3 separate regions of the Homo sapiens genome follow, and regions 1 and 3 are each linked to region 2. The links are chromatin loops, found by intact Hi-C in ENCODE. Cell type or tissue: PC-9. All regions are shown on one strand.

Evidence for each region. Peaks named below come from ENCODE experiments on the same cell type or tissue, not always from the same donor. Only the 100,000 strongest peaks of a DNase experiment are listed, where the experiment ranks them.
Region 1: a loop joins it to region 2, with 11 times the contacts of the local background. A loop is called at or near these places in 2 of 110 quality-filtered maps.
Region 3: a loop joins it to region 2, with 4 times the contacts of the local background. A loop is called at or near these places in 3 of 110 quality-filtered maps.

The regions. Positions count from the first base shown.
Region 1 is chr3:141,189,698-141,194,697 of GRCh38, reverse strand. No RefSeq gene overlaps it. Among named protein-coding and RNA genes, the nearest start is that of PXYLP1, 40 kb to the left of the region's middle. In PC-9, CTCF peaks have their summits at 2,031 and 2,234 (motif pointing right); a DNase peak (open chromatin) is centred at 2,227; H3K27me3 peaks cover 1,449 bases.
Region 2 is chr3:141,300,855-141,305,854 of GRCh38, reverse strand. It overlaps LOC124909441 (a long non-coding RNA gene), which reads right to left and starts at 2,022. Exons shown (of 4, transcript XR_007096119.1): 1 at 1,927-2,022; 2 at 1-99. In PC-9, CTCF peaks have their summits at 2,058, 2,258 (motif pointing left), 3,147 and 3,346; DNase peaks (open chromatin) are centred at 2,274 and 3,304; H3K27ac peaks cover 758 bases.
Region 3 is chr3:140,997,228-141,002,227 of GRCh38, reverse strand. No RefSeq gene overlaps it. Among named protein-coding and RNA genes, the nearest start is that of SPSB4, 52 kb to the left of the region's middle. RefSeq lists a silencer at 1,919-2,098. In PC-9, a CTCF peak has its summit at 2,012 (motif pointing left); no DNase peak of the experiment used is centred here.

The DNA of each region.
Region 1 (5,000 bases), 110 kb after region 2:
ACCGGTGGGGGTGGCTGGAGGCTCCGGTTGGGAGGTTCTGCCCAGTGAGGAGGAAGAGGATCAGGGACTGCTTAAAGAGACACTGTGGCCATGCTTTCATAGAGCAGCTGTGCTGTGTTGGGGTACCTCTCCTTCCCCCAGTCAGCTTGGGCTTTCCAGAGCCCAGAGGCTGGAACGGCTAAGTCACCTAAACAGCAAAAATGGTGGCCCACTCCTCCCTCCGGAAATCTGTCCCGGGGAGTTTTCAAATCTCTGTTGGGCAGAGAACACCGGCAGGGGTGGCTGGAGGTCCCATTTGGGAGGTTCTGCCCAGTGAGGAGGAACGGGATCAGGAACCTGCTTTAAAGAAGCAGTCTGGCGGCCGGCCGCGGTGGCTCACACCTGTAATACCGGCACTTTGGGAGGACAAGGCGGGTGGATCATGAGGTCAGGAGATCGAGACCATCCTGGCTAACATGGCGAAACCCCGTCTCTACTAAAAATACAAAAAATTAGCCGGGTGTGGTGGCAGGCGCCTGTAGTCCCAGGTACTCAGGAGGCTGAGGCAGGAGAATGGCGTGAACCCAGGAGGCAGAGCTTGCAGTGAGCCGAGGTCATGCCACTGCACTCCAGCCTGGGTGACAGAGCGAGACTCCATCTCAAAAAAAAAAAAAAAAAAGAAAAAGAAGCAGTCTGGCCACACTTTCACAGAGCAGCTGTGTTATGTTGGGGTACCACTTCTGCCCTGGTCAGGTGGGCTTTCCAAAGACTGCAGGCTGGAACGGCTAAGTCACCCAAACAACAAAAATGGTGGCCCACCCTTCCCTCTGAAAGCTCTGTCCCAGGGAGTTTTCAAATCTCTGTTGGCCAGAGAACACTGGTGGGGTGGCTGGAGGCTCTGGTTAGGAGGTCCTGCCTGGTGAGGAGGAATGGATTGGGAACTTGCTTAAAGAACAACAGTCTGGCCATGTTTTGGTAGAGCAGCTGTGCTGTGCTGGGGGATCCCTTCTGCCCCTGGTCAGTTTGGACTCTCCAAAGCCCACAGACTGGAACAGCTAAGTTGCCCTAACAGCAAACCTGGCAGCCTGCCCTACCCCCAGGAGCTCCATCCCAGGGAGGCGCCATGCTGCTACTGGTGTCTGGCTGGAATTTTTATCCTGTGAGGCACTGTGGAAGTGGGGCCTGCAGACCATTAGTGCTTGGCCCCCTGGATTCAGCCTTTTTCCTAGGGGTATGTATAGGGGTCTAACCTGCTTTGTCAGAATTGCGGTTACTTTTGCTGGGAAGCCCGGAGCTGGAGTATCCAAAGCTCCTGGGTCTCCATGCACGCGTGCCTGAGCAGGTGCTCTGCTGAGACTCCACATAGCTTCGTGTGTCAGGCTGAAGGACCTGACTAAGTGGGTTCACAAGGGATATCCTGATTCAAGGGTTGCAAAGAACCGTGGGAGAAATGTGGTTTCCTGGGGTCGCCCACTCACCCACTGCTTCCCTGGGCAGGGGAGGTTCCCTTGGCTCTATGTTGCTCCTAGGTGGGCTGTCATCCTGCCTTGCTTTTCTCTATCCTCCCTGGTCGTGTTGTTTCCTTGATTAGTCGCAGTGCGAGTATCTGGAGGTTTCTGTTGAAGGTGCGTATTTATTCACCCTTTCCGTTCCTCTTCCTAAGAGCCACACACACTAGCTGCTTCTAGTCGGCCATCTTGGCCACTCCCCCTAGACTAGAGATCTTCAATGTCTTCTTGAATCTTTACCTGCAATCCTCAGCTGTGACCCAAGCCTTGAATTTTCCTAACAATCCCCTTTGTCTATCTCCCCCTGCCCTCTAAACTGACCTACCCTGTGGCCCAATCTATCAAGATACTTGACTCTGCTATGAAACTGGTAAGGCAGTTTGTAATAATTGGATGATGTACTGTTTATTTTTCATTTTATTGGGAGAGAAGTTACATTTTATGGAGCATCTACTTTGTGCTAGGTGTTTTAACTCAGTTATCTTATTCACCACAAAAACTCCGAGTGGGTGTATTACCCATTTTGCCAATAAGGGAAACTAATATGCAGGGAAGTTAAGTGATACGCCCAAGGTCACACAACCAGTGAACGATGGAGCAGGAGAGTGAGATCCAGCCAGTGCATTTTCAATCCTTTCCTTGGCGCATACGGTATTCCTCCTTTCCTTCTCTGCAAAGTGCTAACTAGCAGCAGTCACCAGAGGGCAATGCGGGGCGGCCATGAGCCTGGCTCTCCTGCAAGGCCTGTTGTTAAGAGACTGAGCCTGTGGTCCCCAAATCTACCACCAGGGGGCAGGCGGGGAAAAGAAATGACACATACTGCACGGAAGGAGTGGTGGAGCAGCAAACGGGGGCGGCCACAGCAGCTCACTGACAATGTGAGTTGTTCTAGATATTACAGGTTCCACAGTGTGTTACTGAAATCTTCCCTACATGTATTGAAGCACCATATACCAACCAGAATTTTAATCTTTTTCGTTGATTAACTTAAAAGCTTCAGTAGCATTATGCTTTGGTAAAAAGAACACAATCCAGTCTCTGCAACTTCCTGGCTTGGGCAACAAATAAACACCATTAATTACCTCCTGCATGCCAGGCACTTTACATGCTTTATCTCATTTAATCTTTACATCTTTGAGAGGTTCAGAGAAGTAAAGTGATCTGCCCAGATTTACACAGCAGAGCCAGGATTGGTGGGTCTGGCTTCAAGGTTGCTTATCCATCCATTCAAGCCTCAGTAGCCTCATCTGTCAAAGGGACATGATCATAACAATACGTATCCCAATGTTGCGATAGTTAGGCATCAAGCTAATGCACACATATCAAAGGGTGGAGTGCTAAACTGGGTGAAGTAAAAGATGCTACTTCTCTGAGGCCTGCCGCACAGTGAATTCAAAAGCAGATTCACAAGCATAGTCTACCTTTTGCAGCACCAGTAGTGTTATAAATTCTGGTGGTGCATGTTTTCATATCTAATTTACATGGAGGGAAACTGAGGCCCAGAAAGGGTAAGACATTTGGCTGAACTCTCTCAATGCCTGGTGTTCATTAGCTCTCATTGATTCACACACTTGACAAACATTTATTGAATGCCTACCATGTGTCAGGCTTGTGCCAGACACTGGAATCCAGGGATGACTCATATATTGTCTCCACCCCTTACAGTCTAGGGAAGGGATGATTGCTCCAATCAGGACTGAGCCCTCATTCTCTACTGCCTTCTGTGATGTTTCCTCATCCATTCATCCAATCATTGAGCCACCCACCAATTCACCCAACCATCCACTCACCCGCCCATCCATCCATCCATCCATCCATCCACTCATCCATCCATCCATCCATCCATCCATCCATCCATCCATCCATCCACTCATCCATCCATCCATCCATCCATCCATCCATCCATCCATCCATCAATCCATTCATCCATCCATCCATTTATCTACCCACCTATTCATCAACCCGCCCACCTACCTATCCATTCATACATCCATCCATCCATGTATCCATGCATCCATCCATCCACCTATGCACCCACTTATCTGTACATCCATCTAAGCAATTGATTAGACTTTGCTTCCTTTGGGTGAGGTCCCTCATTAGTGCCCCCACAGGCATTTGTGCTTCCCTCTATCACATTACTGATCACTCTTGGTGTCATGGTGTGTTATTTTGTCTGTGCCCACTTCTAAATAGTGAGCTCCTGGAGAACAGGAGACACGGGCATAAGAAACACTCAGTAACTGCATGTTGAATAAAGCAGTGGTACCAAAAGTAGGATTCTGGGCACCTCAAGTCTTGTGAAAGATGACCCACTGAGATCCAGGGGGACAATTTTAGAACTTCCATTTGCATTTAATTTTTAACTAAATCACAAGAACACAATTAATCATCTATTGGTATTTAATACCTAGATTGATAATGATGTAGCTGATGTATTGTATACCCCTGCATCACCCTGGTACATGAAGCATCCCGAGAGGAGGATGGGAATTCCACACCAACGATGGCCTACTGTGGCCTCCTCTCTTGTTTTCTGACTTTCAGGCAATTGCAAAACAGCATTTTTTCAACTATAGGATGTCACTGGTGGTAACTTTAGGAAAACGAGATTTTCAAATATCAGAGTCTTTGTGTAATTTTGTAACAAGATGCCCAGTGATTAAAAATTTTTAATGAGTTGGTGGTTAAATATGTTTAAGATTGTCTTCTGAATTGAATATAAAATGGTAAAACTTAATCTTCTATTTAGCACAAACAAGAGGGATAAACCAAGAAAGAAGACATGGGGTCTAGGACACAGGAGATCCCTTGCAGCACAGCCCGGTGGGGAAGGGGGCTGGACAGCAAGTCCAGAATGCAGCAAGTTTAGATGGAAATGAGAGGAAGGCACAGGGAAAATGACTTGTTAGCAGGCCCAATGGCTAGCCAGGATGTGCCAGTTTAAGTGCTTCTGAGTGGGTTTGTAAATAGCAGCTAACATGAGCCGCCATTCTTCCATTGGCCAGCCCCTTCCTAGGATCTCCTGGACCTTGCCATGATCCGGATTCTGAGAAGTTCATGGCTGGCACAACCAGGGGCTCCCAGCACCCTTCCTTGGTGCTTTGGTGACAAGGGCTCTGTCTATTCTGATTGCTCTCTGCTATAAGTGATCCCCATAAATGGAATTAAATTGGGTTGGTTGGTGATTAAATGTTTTTAGTATAATTCCTTGCTTCTTAGAATATTTGATATGATGGAAAGTTTGAAAAAAGTGAGGATGTGATATAAGCAAATAGGACAAGAGAAAAGAAAGATAAATAGAAACTCCAGGAGAAATAAAAAGTTTGCAAGAAAAGCAGTGTGCTCATAGTACTTTACTGTATCGGCTGAACTGCCATCAATATTTGCCTAGTCGTAATGTGTAAACGTTGCTTCTTGATTTTCAGTTGTTAGATTCAGCCTGTAAACAAAGAACATAAACCTTGATTGGAGTTGTAGAACAGAATATCAATCTTGAAAACATAATGTAAG
Region 2 (5,000 bases):
CTCACAGGTCTGGAGGCTGAGAAGTCCAAGGTCAGGGAGACAGCATTTTCAGTTGCTAGTGAGGCCTCTCTTCCTGGCTTGCAGATAGCCACCTTCTTACTGTGTCCACACATGGGGGTGGGGAGGGAGGGAGAGAGAGAGAGAGAGAGATTGATTCTCTTGCCTCCTGCCCTAGTGTTTCTCTGATGCCATGGTGTACAAGGCACCCTCCTGCTGGGCAGTCATGCACATGCAAGTCAGCAGAGCAGGGAAGGCAGCTGTGGCTGGTAGCCAATGGATAAATGTTTCCCACAAGTGAACAGTTCTGAGATGTATTTCCCAAGCCTTCTTAGGAGGTCCTGTGGGATAGAGCACCCAGTTGCCCCTGTGCATCCTTACACTGGCTTTCCCTCCTTCCCCTTCTGTCCCCTCTTTCACTCCTGCTCCTTTGGTACCACATCCCCTAACCAACTTAACAAACTACTACATTTAAGCTTTTTTTTTTTTTTTTTTCTCAGACTCTGCTTCAAGGGAGACCAGGCTAAGACAATCTATTATAACAAGATTCCGTTTTCTTGGAAAAGCTACATTAGGAAAAAATGGGAAAAGAAACAAAAGGAGCTAGAAATATAAATATCCATAACAGAGATGCAAGAAGGGGATCATCCCCTTGAGCAGAGTAGACTCTTGACTGTAGCCCAAGTGTCAAGTTTACTTATTCACTTGTGTGGACGTAACAGAGTAGGGGGCGCAGGGAGAGGTACCAAGCTAGAGGGACCTGGAAGAGTTTATAGTCTAGCATAATTCACTTTCCAGTCCTGAGTTGGCCACTTACTATTGACTGTGTGATCTTATGTACACGTCTACCTCTGAGCCTCAGAGCTCAGAGCCTTTCCTTACGTGTGAAATGGGGATAATAAATGCCTACTTCAAGTGCTCACTCATACTGTGAGATACACAGACTACATTAGTTGAATGTTCAGCCTAGTGTCCAGCCCATGGTATCTGTTCAACAAATGGTAAGTCACAGCCCTCTGTAATTAGCTTTGGATTGTCTGAAATCAAATTTTTCCTACTGCTTCCTATGTGCATACTTAGCTTCTGCAATAAAATGGTAAGCCTCTCAAAGGCAGTGATAGAAGATCTATTGGTCATCAATAGATACTTATCCCTTTTCTAGAAATGAGTCCAGCTTTCCTGCCCATGCTAGCAGAGACCTTAGCCTCTAGGATTTGCTTGCTTTCCATTCAGGTCAGTTCCCAGGAGGCAGAGTCTGAGACAGACGTGTGTGCAGGGGGTTGCTGGGGAGTGCTCTCAACACTGTGAAGGATGCTGGATGAGGCAGAAGTTGGGCTATGTTGTAGTCACAAGGCCTTGGCTTGACCCCAAAGGCGCTCTGAAGCTGAGATGGCCCCTCAGGGTTGTCCCTGGGCCTTCCGATCCCTATTCTGACCAATCATTGGATGTGGCTGCCCTGGGAAGGAGCATGTCCTTCAGCAGATGGCTCTCTGCTCCAGAGCAGTGCCCTGAAAGCACCGACAGCCAAGCACCACCAGCAACTGGGGGAAGAAGTCCTGAAGTGGGGGATCAGGGTGGCGCAGCATCCACACCTTCAGTGTAATGGTGGCTTTGGAGAGTGTGGTAGTCACTGCGAGTTCTCTACCCAGTACCCACTTTCCCTTTTTTCTCGAGTGAAAGGAGGCTGAGCTTGTTTGGGACAGCAGTGTGCCCAATAAAGATCCTCACTTCCCTCGACTCGTTTACAGCAGAGGTAGCCAAGGGGCCCCACTCTGGCCAGTGAGAGGCGAACAGGAGTCTGGGTTCCTGATGACATAATGGCGCCACTGGCGAAAGTGAAAGGCTTTATTGCTTAGGCCACTGTCATCAGGTTTCGGTAGCACGGAACCAAAGGCAGTCCTAAATGGTTCAGGAGGCATTATCACATACCCTGCTTAAGAGCATGGTCCTGCGTGTGATATGGGCACAGCGGGAATCCCAGCTCTGCTGCACACTAGCAGCCGTGTGGAGCCTCAGACGAACTACTCCTCGTGGTTCCCTTTTCTGTAAAAGTGGGAATGACAGTAGTATTCTCACTACCATTTCAACATATAACACCAGGGTAACCAACTTGTTCCAGTTTGCCTGGGACTTTCCTGTTTTTTAAGCACTGAAAGCCCCACATCCTGGGAAACTACTCAGTGCCAGGCAAACCTGCACAGCTGCTCAACCTATTAAAACACCCTCAAACTACCCTGCTTCCTTTACAGATGGAAGACTGGAAAAATTGTGTTGATGCTGCCCCCTAGTGGTTGAATGTAATGTAACTGCTGCAAAGATACATTTTACATTATAAGTTTTCTTGAGAATAGCAAGCCACAGATGGTTAGAGGCAGAGTTGGAATATTCCCCTAACCATTTAGATTTAAATGTAGAACTGCTTTAACCCTATTATATTATTCATCGATATTTGCCAGCAAATATACTATCTGGTAGGACTATTGTGAAGATTAATGAAATGGTGTAAATTTTCCCATGGTATCTCATATAGTGGTTGTTTTTTTTTTTTTTTTTTTTTTTTTTTTAATGACAGGGTCTTACTCTGTCATCCAGGTGGAGTGCAGTGGCACAATCACGGCTCAATGCAGCCTCAACCCCCGTGGGCTTAAGCAATCCTCCCACCTCAGGCTCCCAAGGACCTGGGACCACAGGCATGTGCCACCACTCCCAGCTAATTTTTTTACTTTTAATTTTTTGTAGAGATAGGGTCTCCCTATGTTGCCCAGGCTCATCTCAAATTCTTGGGCTTAATGTGCTGGGATGACAGGCATGAGCCACCATGCCCAGCTATAAGTGCTCTTCAGTTCACTGGTATCATGTGAACTTGAGTTAGACTCAGCTGTGACTCTTCCTTTGAAAAAGTGACTTCAACCCCTGCCGGGCTCCCCCCGCCTGTTTTCCTCATTCACATTAGGGAACTAGGACTTTCCTCAGAATGTTGTGAAGATTCATGAAGAAACACTTGTGGAAACCACGTAGTTGGCACTACATGGCCAACTTTACTGCTGACAATGTTGTCTGGAAGGCAGGCCTCAGGCCATCCCTCTGCTGAGGGGCTCTGTAGCTCTCAGGAGCTGAGCTGGCCCTCAGGGATGCCTTCTCCTCATCAAGGCCAGTCTCCGCTGGCAGTCGGGCTTCAAGAAGTCCTGCCCAGATGCTCTGATGTATTCAGCCGCTTCCTCTTCAGCAGAAGCTATTACTCATCTGAGCTGGCTCCTGGGCAGGCACAAATACAGGGGGACAATCCAAACATTCAGTTCAGTGGCCTTGGGCAATGGGAGTTAACTGGTGTTTAGGCCAGAGCTTTGTGCTGGCTGCTCTTAAAGCCACAACTGCAACATAAACCCCAGCTATTTTCTGCTACTCGTGGTTGTGTTTAAACACAAGGTGGCACACCCACCCTTGTCTGGACTGCTAAATCTGTTCAGAAGGCTTCCCTGAGATTCAGAGAAACAGAAGCATGTATCTCTGCCTCTCTCTAGACAGTCTTTAAGACTTCTGGAAAAAGGAATCACCTAAATCTTCCAGAAAGTCTAATTCTGCTATGGCTATGAAAACCCTCAAATAGGCTTAATAGCAATATTAGATTAAGATCCTCAATTTCATTTAAAGTGAAGTTAGAGAAAGAATACTTACATCAGGCTGGGCATGGTGGCTCACACCTGTAATCCCAGCACTATGGAAGGCTGAGGCGGGTGGATCACCTGAGGTTGGGAGTTCAAGACCAGGCTGACCAACATGGAGAAACCCCGTCTCTACTAAAAATACAAAATTAGCCGGGCGTGGTGGTGGCACATGCCTGTAATCCCAGCTACTCAGGAGGCTGAGGCAGGAGAAACGCTTGAAACTGGGAGGCAGAGGGTGCAGTGAGCTGAGATTGTGCCATTCTACTCCAGCCTGGGCAAGAGCAAAACTCCGTCTCAAAAAAAACCCCAAAAAAACCTCACATCAATAAATACCTGCACCACAATGAAGGAGCCTCCGCTTTGTTCTGTGTAAAGCCTTGTAGTCCTGTTTTAGTACCTTGGCTTTAAGTTGCCATTTCATGGATTTTTAATGAGATTTTTAAAATATGTCTAATCTATACCATGAAATATTACTCAATGGCTATAAAGAGCCATCTACATTTATATACATCTCAATCAGTCAATCAATCACCTATCATCTTAACATGGAAATATCTTTACGACATACTGATAAGGGTGGCAAGTTAATGAGAAATACTTCTCAAGATGGCCAAATAGGAACAGCTCCAGTCTATAGCTTTCAGCATGAGCACGCAGAAGACGGGTGATTTCTCCATCTCCAACTGAGGTACCGGGTTCAGCTCACTGGGGCTTGTCGGACAGTGGGTGCAGGATAGTGAGTGGATGCAGTGCACCGAGAGTGAGCCGAAGCAGGGCGAGGCATCACCTCACCCGGGAAGCGCGAGGGGTCAGGGAATTCCCTTTCCTAGCCAAGCGAAGCTGTGACAGATGGCACCTGGAAAATTGGGTCACTCCCACCCTAATACTGCACTTTTCCAATGGTCTTAGCAAACGACACACCAGGAGATTATATCCTGCACCTGGCTTGGAGGGTCCCATGCCCACAGAGCCCCGCTCATTGCTAGTACAGCAGTCTGAGAAGCTTAAACTGCGTGGAGCCCACCGCAGCTCAAGGAGGCCTGCCTGCCTCTGTAGACTCCACCTCTGGGGGCAGGGCATAGCTGAACAAAAGGCAGCAGAAACCTCTGCAGACTTAAATGTCCCTGCTTTGAAGAGAGCAGTGGTTCTCCCAGCATGGAGTCTGAGATCTGAGAACGGACAGACTGCCTCCTCAAGTGGGTCCCTGACCCACGAGTAGCCTAACTGGGAGGCACCCCCCAGTAGGGGCAGACTGACACCTCACATGGCTGGGTACCCTTCTGAGACGAAACTTCCAAAGGAACGATTAGGCAGTGACATTTGCTGTTCAGCAACATT
Region 3 (5,000 bases), 300 kb after region 2:
TTCTACCATGTACATTTTGGAATTATTTTAACAAATTCTAAGAAAAAAGCTATTGAGCTTCAATTTTGTAGAACCAATAGGTCTATTAGACACAATTGGCATCATTATAATACCAAGGTTTTCTAACCATAACAATTCCTATCCATTTATTTGGGACTTCTTCAAAAGTTTTCCAAAAGAGTTATAATTTTTTCCACATTTTCTTCCTATATTTTCTGAGCTTTATGTTCAGCTATATGATTTTTCATGGTTGCTTTTATAAAAAAGGCATTATTTAAAATTTATATTTTGTTTCTTGCCTACTATAAAATACAGTGTTTTCTATATATCCTGCAATGTTGTTAAACATATATTAATTCTAATAATTTACCTATGGATTATTTTCTGTTTTCCATATTGATGATCATAACAGCTTCATTTCTTCCTTCTTAATTGTTTCTGGCTAGGACCCTAATTATGATATTGAATAAAAGTGATAAAAGCAGACGTTCTTGATTTGTTCTTGATTTTGAAGAAACTACTATAATATGTCACTTTAAGTATGATGTTTTCTATAGGTTTATTGAAGATATTTTCTATCTGGTTAAATAATTCCCCTTCCATTTCTAGTTTGCAAAGAGTTTTATCTCGAATGAATATAACATTTCACTAAATGCTTTTTCCACACCTGTGAGAATCATGTGGTTTTTCTTCACTAATCTGCTGATGTGAAAAATTTACACTGATAATTTTTTAAATGTTAACTAACCTTGTATTACTGGGATTAACCCAATTTAATTATAAATTTATTATATTTTTAAAAATGCCATCAATAAATTCCTTTTGCTTTGAGCCTATCAAGTTCATGAATGAGATTGGCCTGCAATTTTTCATACTGCCTTCTTGTTCCTGCTTTTGCAATCAAGATATAATAATCAAAAAATGATTAAAGAGTGTACCATTATTTTCTGTTTTCTGGAAAAATATACGTACATTTGCAATGATCTGTTCCATAAGTGGTTGATGAAACTTGATGGTTAAAATCTAGGATTTCTGGGTGTGCTATGAGAAAATTTTAAACCACAGATTAAATTTCTCTTCATAAGCCAGTACTAATTAATTTGGCAAGTGATTCTCATGAACTTGTTAATTTCATCTAAATTTAAAAAATGCTTAGTATAATATTTTGATAATCAACACAGTTAAGATGAGTTACATTTTTTTGAAACAGAAATAAAAAATCTAGTGGCTTCAGCTGGTTTCATTTTTGTTGTATAATGGTAAGATCAAAGGTTGGTTGTCTAGAGTGGTACCGTTGCTCCACATTGCTATCTGGGATGATTTCTTTGTCTTGCTGCTTAGTCATGTCCTGTGTGCTTGTGACTACCTTGTCACAGGTTGCTTGGCCTCAAGCATGATGACAGCATTCCAGGCAAGAGGGAGTAAAAAGGTAAAGGGAGTGAGATATGGTCCAAGTAGAGATAGACATCTAGCGCAAGGTTTCTATTTTATAGCTGAAACTGCAAAGGCAAATGCACTAAGTGGTAGAACATATCAAGCATTTGAAAAATCAGGGGAAACTAGTATATAGAGATATAAGCTCTATCACAGCTCTAGAAAAAAATTAACAAATGGCTGAGTGATTAGCAGGTCATTGAAAGCCAAGTGTGAAAGCCAGGGGGGCTTCTTTAGCAGCACACAAAGAAGGGCTCATCTCTGCAGTGGGAGGGCAAGGAGACTAAGGACCAAGCCTAGGATCTAATCATCAGAGCAGACCAGCTCCAAAGATTGAATTCCCAACCAAAGTAGGTCTGCTATGCCCAGGCCAGAGCTCTGATTGGGAAAGAATGGGGCACATGTGACAGAGTCATCTGAGTTGATGCTTCTGAAAATCTTAAATGCCTACTCTAGTGCTGACAAGTGGCACAATAACAAAGTCACCACAGTGGCAGAGATGAAGGCTCTGCCTGGGCCCAGCAGCATGGGCTTCCACCCGTAGAGGCTGATCGAGCTATTGCTGCCACCAAGTGGCCAACCTTCCAGCAACAGAGACCAATGCTAAGCCCCAGACATGACACCATTCCTTGAGGGGACCAGGCAGCCAGGAAGTGGGAAGTTGACTATATCTGTCCTTTTGCATTAAGGAAGGGCCAGAAATGTGTTTGGACAGAAATGGACACATATTTTACATATGGGTTTGCCTTTCCTGACAGCACCTCCATCTGAGAACTTACAGAAAATATGACCCATTTGCACATCACATCAGACCAGGGGGCCCACTTTCCAGGGAAGGAGGTATAGGAGCAGGCCTGTGATCACAAGATCTACTGGTTATATCACACTTACCACCCAAAAGCTTCTGACCTCATAGGCTTGCAATGGCCTGCTGAAGGCACAGCTGAAGTTCCAGTTCACAGGTGACACTGAATCAAGATGGGACACTATCCTCCAGGATGTTGTATACAAACTGAAAACTATTAGGTGGATCTGCATCCCCAAAAAGAGGAATGCATGCATCCAAAGGGGTGATTCCACCTATCACCTCTAGCTGGTGAGTTTCATCTTCTTGCAACTCTGGGCTCTGCAAACTTAGAGGTCTGGGTCCCCAAAGAGAGGAACACTTATGCCAAGAACCCACTTGAACCATAAGCTGCATCTGCCACCTAGGCATGTCAAGTTCTTCATGGCCAGCAGGCAAGAAGAGGGGTCTTCATTTTATCAAGGAGAATTGGCCCTCATCATTAGGAGAAACTTATGGTTTTCTGCTGCACAATGAGGGTAGGGAGGAATAAAGGGGAACCAGAAGATCCACTTGGATCCCTCCTGGTATTCGCTTTCCCAGTTTTGATGGTAGCTGGGCAAGTGCAGCAGATCTGTCCTGAGAAAGGTATGGTGACCAGACATTGAGACACTGCAGAGATGAGTGTCTGCATTGTGTCATCATTTGAACCACTAAGACCAGCATAAGCGTGACCTGAGAGTGGGGGAAATCTAGAATAAACTGGGGAAGAGGGAAGCAATGAGTATACTTGTAGCTTCAAGATCAGCTGCAATTTTCCTCTTAAGTTTCCTTCAGCAAGAGCATCCCACTGGAATTCCCGTTGATAGTGTTGTTCAAATCTTCCGCAATACACTGGAGAGGTGGATCTGGACTATAGTGGACAAGGAATGGCATCACATAGATCACCATTTCAAGAAATCTATTCTTTTCCTCTAAGTTGTTGCATTTATTGGCATAAAGATCTTCACATTTGCTTATTATCTTATTATTTCAGTATTTGTAGCATTGGTAGTATTTGTCTCTGTTTTATTTATGATATTGCTAACTTGTGTCTTAGTCTTTTTTTTTTTTTTTTGAGGCAGGGTCTCACTCTGTCACCCAGGCTGGAGTACAGTGGTGCATTCACTGCAGCCTCAACTTTCTTGGACTCAAGTGATCCCTCTACCTCAGCTTCCCAAGTAGCTGGGACTACAGGCACATGCCACCATGCCCAGCTAGCTTTTAAATTTTTTGATGGAGATGAGGTCTCACTATATTGCTCAGGATGGTCTCGAACTCCTGGGCTCAAGTGATCCTCCTGCCTTGGCCCCCAAAGTGTTGGCATTACAGTCTTGAGCCACCACGCCCAGCCTGTCTTATTCTTTTTATCAGTCTAGCCAGGGTTGTATCAACTTTATTAATCTTTCAAAAAACCAGCTTTTAGTTCATGAATGTTTTACACTTTTTATTTTATTGATTTCTTTATTATTATCTTTATTATTTCCTTTTTTCTATTTAGGGATAAATTAGCTCTTCTTTTTCTAGTTTTTTAAGGTGGGAGCTTAGATCTTTTATTTTATACTTTTCTATTTTTACCATTAAAGCCATTTATTTCCCTTTAAAGCACATCTTTAAATGCATCCCACAAATTTTGATATGGTGTTTTCGTGATCATTCAGCTCAAAGTATTTTCTAAAGAATCTTATGATTTCTTCTTTGACCCATGGATTATTTAGAAGTATGCTGTTTAACTTCAGAATATTAGGAGGGATATTTCAGGTATTTTTCTGTAATTAATTTCTGATTTTATTCTACTTTAAATAATACTCTGTATTATTTAAATCCTTTTACATTTATTGAGACTTCTTTTATGACCCAGTATATAGTCTATGTTGGTGAATGAACCGTATGCATTGAAAAGAAAATTTTTTGCTTTATTGGATGGAGTATTCTATAAATGCCAATTAGATCAAGTTGGTTGATAGTATTGTTCAAATCTTGTATATCTTTACTGACTTTTTGTCTATTTGTTCTACCACTTATTAAGACAGGAGTGTTGATGTTTCCAACAATAGTTATGGATTTGTCTATTTTTACTTTCAGTTGTAAGCTTTTGCTTGGAGTATGTCTGCTTTATGTGATGTTAATATAGCCACTTAGCTTCTTGTGCTTAGTGTTTGCATGGTATATCTCTTTTCATCCTTTTATTTACTTCTAATCTCTCTGTGTATCTGTATTTAAAATGGGTGCATCTGCATGTTCTCACTTATAAGTGGGAGCTGAATGATGAGAACACATGGACACATGGCGGGGAACAACACACACTGGGGCCTGTTGGAGGGGCAGGGAGACAGAGCATCAGGAAGAATAGCTAATGAATGCTGGGCTTAATAGCTTAATACTTAGGTGATGGGTTGATTTGTGCAGCAAACCACCATGGCACATGTTTACCTATGCAACAAACCTGCACACCCTGCACATGTATCCCTGAACTTAAAATAAAAGTTAGGCTGGGCGCGGTGGCTCACACCTGTAATCCCAGCACTTTGGGAGGCCAAGGAGGGCGGATCACAAGGTCAGGAGATCAAGACCATCCTGGCTCACACAGTGAAACCCCGTCTCTACTAAAAATACAAAAAAATTAGCCAGGCATGGTGACCGGCGCCTGTAGTCCCAGCTACTTGGGAGGCTGAGGCAGGAGAATGGCGTGAACCCGGGAGGTGGAGCTTGCAGTGAGCGGAGATTGTGCCACTGCACTCCA